Linked DNA regions of Homo sapiens: regions 2 and 3 are each linked to region 1. A link is a contact called in ENCODE Hi-C or POLR2A ChIA-PET data. All regions are on one chromosome and are shown on one strand. Each heading gives the region's core, a stretch centred on a gene start or an enhancer-like site at or near the end of the contact. The rest is flanking DNA. Distances are from core to core; before and after follow the strand shown. Region 1 has its middle 19 kb from the start of CXCR3. Region 2 overlaps NHSL2 (NHS like 2). Region 3 overlaps LOC107985688 (a long non-coding RNA gene).

Evidence for each region. A loop is a pair of places that touch in the nucleus more often than their neighbours do. ChIA-PET counts read pairs that join two places held with the same protein, here RNA polymerase II (POLR2A). Pooled maps may share reads with other maps.
Region 2: a map with no recorded cell type shows a loop between it and region 1 (2.7-fold over the local background). The contact joins two enhancer-like sites. A Hi-C loop is called at or near these places in 1 of 168 maps with a recorded cell type or tissue (natural killer cell), 2 of 37 single-sample maps with no recorded cell type and 1 of 50 pooled maps. POLR2A ChIA-PET finds 5 or more read pairs at or near these places in 1 of 52 experiments (HCT116).
Region 3: a loop to region 1 is called in a pooled map, with 4 times the contacts of the local background. The contact joins two enhancer-like sites. A Hi-C loop is called at or near these places in 3 of 37 single-sample maps with no recorded cell type and 6 of 50 pooled maps. POLR2A ChIA-PET finds 5 or more read pairs at or near these places in 1 of 52 experiments (activated naive CD8-positive, alpha-beta T cell).

Annotation. Positions count from the first base shown.
Region 1 is chrX:71,635,658-71,638,536 of GRCh38, forward strand. No RefSeq gene overlaps it. Among named protein-coding and RNA genes, the nearest start is that of CXCR3, 19 kb to the left of the region's middle. Within about 2 kb of position 1,399, at least 7 of the 41 ENCODE cell types and tissues checked have a DNase peak (open chromatin) inside an H3K27ac peak, as active enhancers do.
Region 2 is chrX:72,100,371-72,103,249 of GRCh38, forward strand. All of the region lies in intron 1 of NHSL2 (NHS like 2), which reads left to right. Among named protein-coding and RNA genes, the nearest start is that of RTL5, 30 kb to the right of the region's middle. RefSeq lists a silencer at 747-866. Within about 2 kb of position 1,506, at least 7 of the 41 ENCODE cell types and tissues checked have a DNase peak (open chromatin) inside an H3K27ac peak, as active enhancers do.
Region 3 is chrX:71,180,580-71,183,458 of GRCh38, forward strand. LOC107985688 (a long non-coding RNA gene) reads right to left here. Exons shown (of 2, transcript XR_001755878.2): 2 at 2,803-2,879. Among named protein-coding and RNA genes, the nearest start is that of NLGN3, 37 kb to the left of the region's middle. RefSeq lists enhancers at 1,354-1,403, 1,460-1,754, 1,804-1,893. Within about 2 kb of position 1,477, at least 35 of the 41 ENCODE cell types and tissues checked have a DNase peak (open chromatin) inside an H3K27ac peak, as active enhancers do.

The DNA.
Region 1 (2,879 bases), core at 149-2,648:
CACACACACACAGGTTCTGGGTTAGGATGTGGATGTAGATATCTTTGGTAGTTGGGGAATTATTCTGCCTACCACAGAGGCCTAGGAAGAAAAGGGTCGTTATCCTAGGAGGAAAAGTGGCAATGTCCCCTGGGAGATTTCCTGTGAAAACATGATGTTGGGCTACACCCCCCACTTAAGTATTTTAAGCTTGGTTTTTTCTTTTTGTGGAGACCGGGTTTCACTATGTTGCCCAGGCTGGTCTCGATCCTCCCACCTTGGCCTCCCAAAGTGCTGGGACTACATGCATGAGCCTCTGTGCCCGGCCTAAGTATTTTAACATTAGATTGGATGTTGGCTTTTTATTTTATTTTATTATTATTATTTTTTCCAAGACAGAGTCTCGCTCTGTCACCCAAGCTGGAGTGCAGTGGTGCAATTTGGGCTCACTGCAACCTCTGCCTCCCTGGCTTCAAGCGATTCTCCTGCCTCAGCCTCCCAAGTAACTGGGACTACAGGCACGTGCCACCACATCCGGCTAATTTTTTTGTATTTTTAGTAGACAATCAGTTTATCCCTTTAGGTGCCATAGGCTGAAGCCTGTATCTTCCCTCCTTGTGTTTCCCTCTTTCTCCCCACACCTTATCAAAATGAAGCCAGCTATGTGCTTTATTGCCTCAGGAGAGGTATACAGCCTGGGTAGAAGGAGAAGAGGGAGGAGAGAGAGAGCTGTGGGTCCCCGGGCCCTGCTTCCTAGTAACACTCTGAGGAGCTGGTAATTCCCCAAAGAGGAGTGGTCCCTTGGTGTGTGCAGGGAGATGCACCGGAAACTGCAGGCCTTCCAGCTGCCTGGCAGATTTCCTCAGCCACAGAAGCAGCAATGAACAGGGTAGAATGAATGGCTTAGCAGAAACTTACAGACAACAAGACCCTCTACCCCTCTGCCCCTAGATGTCTGATACCGTGAAAGGTCCCAAGACCTCTTCTTGACATCAGGGAAGCAGGAAATGTGAGGATGACTCAGGGTGAATTTCCCAGACTCTGCCAAGACGGAGTGCAGAATTGAAATTAGATTGATATAGAAAAACAATAAAGAGAGGCAATGTTTCTTGTATACCTAGATTTATAGTCTGGGATGACTAACAATAAAGAAAGATACACCTTTCAATGTACTGAGGAGCCTGGGCATAGTAGAAGAGAAAGCAGGGGGGAGCCATGCATAGTACACGGGGAATCACAAGTTTAACATGAAGCTTTTGATTTTCTTTATCCACATCAGAGAATATGATTCTCCTTCACAGGGCAGTTAATATGCAATAGCATTATGGGAAGACTGAGAAAGAATGAAAAATAGCTGGGGTGCTCTAAAGAACATTTCCTACGTAAATTGGTGCAGCCTTTTTGGAGAGCAGCTGGGTAGTATCTAGGCAACAGGTGCATCTGCGATGATTCAGCAACCCTACCAGCACAAGTGCTCAGAAGCGTATGTTCTTAAATAGGTTCCCTCCTCTCTGCCCTTCCTCCCGAGGCTCAAGCTGGCATCTCTCTACTGGCCCGCTGTGACAGCCCCTCTTACCTGATTCCCCTGTGCCCAGTCTTGCCTTGATATGGAAAGATTGCTCAGGATACAAATCTAATCATATCATTTCCCTGTTCAAAACTCGACAGTGCTCTTCCCCATGGCCCTGTGTATATAGGTCGATGCCCTGAGCCTGACACACAAGGCCCCAGTGGCCTGGCTCTTTAACAAGAGTCCCACTTACTAAGCATACTGCCAAGTTTGTTCACCAAATGAGTCAACAGGCTCCTCTCCATGCCTCTGTGCATGTGTTCCCATGTGCTCTGTCCTAACTCAGTTGCCTTATCCATTGGGAATCTCTTCCTTTCAGAAGCTGGCCTCAAACCTCCAATGCAGTAGTGACTGCTTCTTTTTGGGCTCCCACAGGACAGTCTGCACCAGCGTAGAATAGAATTTTGGATACCGGATTTTAATTTTTTTTTTTTTTTTTTTTTGAGACAGGGTCTTGCTCTGTCGCCTAAGCTGGAGTGCAATGGCATGATCTCGGCTCATTGCAACCTCTGCCTCCCAGGCTCCAGTGATCCTCCCACCTCAGCCTTCTGGATTGTAATTTTTAAAACAATTCTTTTTCCTCCACTTAAAGAATTCTTTGAAGATACAGGCTATCCCTGGTAGGTCTATATTCCCACCGTCTTGTAAGATTCTCAGTGATTCTCTCCAAGGACTTGGTTTCAGGCCCTGGGGCTCGGCTCCTCATTCTCCCAGATCACTTTCTTCTGGTCTCAGTTACCTCAGGCTAAGGGACTGGACTTAGAGATGACTTCAACACCAGAGGGGTGGCGCAGGCAGTAAGTCCTGCTTTCACTCAGCTGGATCAACAAAAGACACGATATCTGGACTGCATGCCTGTATCTGTCACTTCCTGTATGATCATGGACAGATCACAGTCTTTAAGGCTGTTTCTTCCTCAGTAAAATGAGCAAAATAATAATAGCTACCCTCAGAGACTGTTGTGTAGTTACTGAGAGACGAAGTGAAAGTGCTGCACTCTAATAACCTCCAAAGAACCATGTTAGTTAAATGTGGCACAGAAAAATAGATGAAAAAAAATTAAGTTCCTAATTTAGGAACTTGTTTATACATATTAAATCCTCTCTATTTCTTTCCCAGTCTTTAAACTAACTTCATGCTTAATTCTGCCTCAACCTGCCTTCATCTGCAGGACATTGTCCTCCCCTCTCCATGTCATCTTTTTTTTACCCCCTTCCCAGATCTTATCTCCAGTGAGAGCAAAGCACCATCTTCCTTTCATGACACAATCAACTCGATCTGAGAGTTACAGATCTGATCAAAGCTCACCTCCTCCATTTCCTAGCTGCGT
Region 2 (2,879 bases), core at 256-2,755, 460 kb after region 1:
GATGGTACTTATCTGTGTATCTAAACATAACTAAACCTAGAAAAGATAGAGCAAAACTATGGTATCATCTAATGGGGCCACTGTCATATATGCAGTTGTCATATATGCAGTCCATTAAGCAGGGGTCCTCAACCCCTGGGCCATGGACCCGTACCAGTCCATGACCTGTTAAGAACTGGGTCACACAGCAGGAGGTGAGTGGCAGGCGGGCGAGCATTACCGCCTGAGCTCCACCTCCTGTCAGATCAGCAGCGGCATTAGATTCTCATAGGAGCAGGAACCCTACTGTGAGCTGTGCATGTGAGGGATCTCAATTACTTGCTCCTTATAAGAATCTAACTAATGCCTGATGATCTGAGGTGGAACAGTTTCATCCTGAATCCATGCCCCCACCCAAGTCCGTGGAGAAATTGTCTTCCACAAAACCAGTCCCTAGTGCCAAAAAGGTTGGGGACTGCTGTGTTAACTTACATGCCATTATGTGGCATATTGCTGTACAAATGGCCCTGGCCTTTCCACAAGCCGTAGCATGGCCACAGAGATATAGAAAGAGCCTGAGTGCTCACGAGGTGATTATCTGAGGTCTGTCACAGGTTCCCCTTTCTTTGCTTTCAGAGGCATCTCTGTTCACAGCGTCTCATCACACTCAAAACCCAATGCCTGTTTCCTTTTTTTTTTTTTTTTCAAAAGCAGAGTGTGTGGCAACGGGGCTCTGAGGAAATCCCTACCACTGTGGTTGGGGAGGGTGTGGTGTGAAGAACCCACATTGTGGCTTACTCAACTGTGAGATCTTAACTCTGTGGCCCCAGAGCCACTGTGCTCCTGGGCGGCAGTGGTGACAGCCATGGCGGCACAGCTTAGAGCCTGGAATGGTAAGCATGGGCTCAATTGCATCCTGCAAGAAGACTCGCATCAGGGTTTGAGCTCGGGGTTTGGTGTCTGGGTGGGTGTCGGCAGAATGGGAGGAGGCAGGTGGCTGGAGAGCACTGGGGACAGGTGGAGCAGCCAGTTTTGCCCTGGCCTGAGTCAGGCCAGGTTTGGGAAGCATTTGGACTCCACAGCAGGCTTGGGTGCTCGGCCCCTGGATTGACAGGAAGCTGAGAAATGTGATTATCTCCCACGGGACAACATGCTGTCCCCAAACAAAGGTGGCGGTCGCATGCCCACTGCCTAAGTTCTAAACGAGCCCTCCCCCAGCCTTTTCTCCCCAAGCTGGCCAGCTACAAGACCCAACCCCATGGTGGAGCCGAGGGTTCAGAGCAGCTAGGCACAGGAGAAAGGAATTTCCTCCTGTGGCTGCCTGGGAGGGAGCTCTTTTTCATCGGCCCCACCTGCCAGCTTCCCCATTACCAGGCCGAGGAGTGGAACACCAGCATTCCTTTTCCCTTCCTACTGCTGCCTCCTCCAGCCCTGCAGCCTAGAAACTCTCAGTGGTATCAGACTCCTGAAGCACCAGGCAACAGCCCAGCTTCTTTCTGCTTGGTCACACAAGCTGTGGCCTCCCAAATCATGCCTGGGCTAGGAAGACAGAGCAGTGTCACAGGAAATCTAAGTCCCATGCACATGGTGATCTCACCCCAGCCTCTACTGCTTCAGCCCCCTCCTGAGGCTGGCCAAAGCGTAGAAGCCCTGCTGATTAAGCCTCTTCCCTGAATGTTGGCAGCCTAGGCTCTGCACTAACTTAGCACCTAGTGCAGAGCCTGTCACGTGCATGGGAGCTACCCAGTAGCATTCTCTTGGACGGATAAATGCATGGGTGAATTAACATGCTTTGGATATTGTCTTTGTTGTACCTCCTCAGGGCTCCCAAAGCCTTAAAACTAGAACTTGTCACCTCATCACTTTAGAACCTTCTATTTGCAGGCATCTATGCACCTGCTGATCTCTCCCACTAAGAAAAGGTGACAAGAGAAACCAGCCAGGGGATTCCTGAGGGTAGTCTAGGAGTCTCGAAGCCTTGCAGTGGTCTTCCAGGCTGAATCATCCTACCTCGAGAACCAAGAGCATGAGAGTTGGCATCAGACAGACTTAGTTCAAGTCTCAACCCTGCTATTTCCTGTATATATAATCTTAGTCAAAAGTCATTTCACCACTCTTAAGATTTAGTACTCTACTCTGTAAAATGGGGCTAAAAATACCTACCCAGCATTATGGTGAGGAATAAATGAGAAAATGTGTTAGGTTGAATCCTATGAAACTGTCCAAAGCATTTAAATGCCAGCAAATTTGTATGGTTCAACCTAATATATAAAGTAGCCTTTATAAACTATAAAGTATAATAAATAGCCCTATATAAGTATTCATTATTCTTAACAGATATAATTTGTAAGTCACAGAATATTGTTTCTTGCAGTATTAGTAATCCCTTTCATCAGAATACAGGTCAAACTAACAGAAGAAGCCACTTATCTGACAATCGTGGGCTGCAGGCATTTCCTGGAGCATTTTGGCCTGGGAAATAGGGAGCAGGTATTTTTAGGAAACTAGACTGGTTCATGGAAAGCAATGGAGGTGAACACCAGGGTGACTCGTGACAGCTCCTACCTGGAAATGATTAACCCGCAAAAGCACAGTAGGAGTTGGCACATTCTCTTGCCCCAGATGGGAGTACCCACTCCCTAGCTCCAGTAGCAAAGCAGAGGCTGCCTAGGACAAACATTCCTTCCCGGGGGACAGAGCCAAAGGGTCCTAGGCCAGCAGACATCTGGAGGAAACTAAAAACAGCTTCTTGCCAACTTTTCCCTCCCTAGTGGCAGCTATCAAGCCCAGGTAGCTCCTCTTGACCTAGCAAAGTCCCACGCCTGGGAAAGCTTGGATTTGGAACTGATAGCTGCAGTGGCCACAGTGGAGGGAGTGGGGGAAGGTTCTCACCATATTAT
Region 3 (2,879 bases), core at 227-2,726, 460 kb before region 1:
TTTTTATCTTTTAGTTAAGACAAGGCTGCAATTTTTGAAAAGTAACATTTGCTAGGACACTAATGAATAAGAAAGTAACCAAAAGAGGTAACAAGAGAACACACAAACAAATGGGCTTACAGTGTTCACATTTCTTATCTTGTATCAACTAAAGTTTAACCATAGTTGGCCGGGCCTGATGGCTCACACCTGTAATCCCAGGACTTACGGAGGCCGAGATGGGCAGATCACCTAAGGTCAGGAGTTTGAGACTAGCCTGGCCAACATGGTGAAACCCTGCCTCTACTAAATAAAAATAAAATAAACCCCATCTCTACTAAAATACAAAAATTAGCTGGGCATGGTGGCACACTCCTGTAACCCCAGCTACTCGGGAGGCTGAGGCTGGAGAATAGCTTGAACCCGGGAGGTGGAAGTTGCACTGAGCTGAACCACTGCACTCCAGCCTGGATGACAGAGCGAAATTCCATCTCAAAATAAATAAATAAATAAATAAATAAATAAATAAATAAATAAATAAAGCTTAACCACAGAGGAGGCCAGGCGCAGTGACTCACGCCTGTAATCCAAGCACTTTGGGAAGCTGAGGCAGGTGGATCACCTGAGGTCAGGAGTTCGAGACCAGCTGGGCCAACATGGTGAAACCCCATCTCCACTAAAAGTACAAAAAATTAGCCAGATGTGGTGGCAGGTACCTGTAATCCCAGCTACTTCGAAGGCTGAGGCAGCAGAATCACTTGAACCCGGGAGGCGGAGGTTGCAAGGAGCCGAGATCGTGCCATTGCACTCCAGCCTGGGCAACAAGAGTGAAAACTCCATCTCAAAAAAAAAAAAAAAAATCATAGAGGAAGTTATCTGGTACAATGTATAGGGCACCTAAGCAAATCCTTTTTTGCCAGGGTAACCTTTCCCAACTCATGAGAGGTCAGAGGTTAGACAAAGCTGCGTAGACCCGAACCTGAAGGTTGGTGCAAAAGTAATGGCGGTTTTTGCAATTACCTTTAACGGCAAAAACCGCCATTACTTTTGCACCAGCCTAACAGATCTAGTGAGTTTCACAGTCCCTGGTGGAATCGGTTTCCCATACTGCTCTCAGTGCAGAGACCCTAGTGGGTGCCTTCTGTCCTGGCACGTGCTGCTTTCCGGTTCTGCGGTTACCCTGGCCCTTGGGTTTCCCCCACCCTCCTCCCATCCTTTTCAGGCTCCCGGAAAGAGAAGACCCCCAGTGAAACTCCACCCCTTCACATAGTTTTGATGACTTAGGACATGTGTTCGGACAAATACAAAAAAATGTGCTTACGATTCTAATTAGAAAAAGACACTTAGAATTGAGACTGCTTCTGAAAATCTGATCCTGTGCTGGCAGTTCCTGTTGTTCTCAGCTAGTATTTCGTTTTAGTCCCCTAAAGTGGCCATGTGACCTTGATAGCAAACGCCATCTTTCTGCGGAGCCCGCCTGAGCTGCGGCAAGCTGCTCTGACGGCTCGCTAGCAATCTGCCTTTTCCGATTTCAAAATCTTTAGACCGCCCACCAAAACCCTTTTTCCGGTCGGAGAGGCCCGGCAGGCTCTCAGGTCATTTGCGGAGCAAACGTGATTGACACGATCTGCGTCTAATGAATGTTCGTCTGCTTCCCAGCTCGGATTACTAGTTCCGCTCCCTTTCCCAGTTTGTTTTTGATGACTCATCCCTCAAATTCTTCACACACTCGCCTGATTCCCGCCCCTCCCGTCCTCTCTCTCCTCGCTCCCACTCGACGCCCACCCCCCACCTCCGCCGCCTCGCCCTAGGGAAGTGGATTTGGTGAATCCTATCGAGGATCGTTTTTTTACAGTGTATTTTGAACATATAGAAGCAAAAAGCACAATTTCCGTACAGGAAAGAGGAGGTTCATTTCCTTATAAGGAGCTTAACCCCTCACTGTTCTTTGAGCTTTTTCTCGTCCACAAGATCGGGGTGGGAGCAGGGGCAGGAGAAACGACAGCGGGGCTTTTGCCACTCAATTTCCAGTTCAATTCCAGAACCCCCGCAGCTCTGAGTCCCTAGCAAAGGTCAGCTGCCTTGCCCCAACAGCCGGCCCCACTGAGGGAGGAGTCCGGGGGAGTACAGTCAGGGTTGAAAGTTTACAAACATTTCTCTGGGTCTCGGGCATCTGCAGTGGGCACCTGCGGTGGGCACGTATGACAGTTTTGCCGGGGGCTGCAAATGCAAAATTGCAGCCCTAAAGAGGAAACAGACCTTCAGTCGTTAATAGGAGGAGGGGGAAAGGAAGGGGGAGTAAGAAAAGTAGGGAGCTGAGACTGAACTAACAAGCTCTTCTGGACCCAGACCCCTGAAATAGGCGAATGAATGGACTTCCACCTGCACAAGAAATCCTAGCTTTCCTGGATAGGGTCAAATGAAGCCAATAGAACATCCATAGTGAGAAGTTGGCAAGAGACTGGCTAAATTTGCCCCCTTTGGGCTGCTTCTTGTAGTCTCATTTGCTCTTTGATGCTCACACAACCATCACCACTTCTCTGCTGTGTCTCTTTATCCCACAGCTAAAGCATGTGATTGAAAACTTGCAGTTTGACCTAAGTTTAACACTGCCTTGTATAGGGCTTTGTGAATAATGGGTGCAGGATCAATTCCCCGGAGCCTGAGTATCATACCAAAGGCTAGAGACTCAGGGGCCTCCCAGTCTGCAAAGTGCTCTCAGACTCAGGCACATATTCTGAGGGAGCTTTTGCATTTTGGTCTTGGATCTCCAGGAGAGGACAGGAGTTTGCCGATTGGGAAAACAAAGAAGGTGCTAAGAAATAGGTGACCACCTTATTTTTTTATTCCCTCCTAAGCAGCCCCGCTGCTCTCCCTTTGGAGGCCCCTTGGCTAAGTCT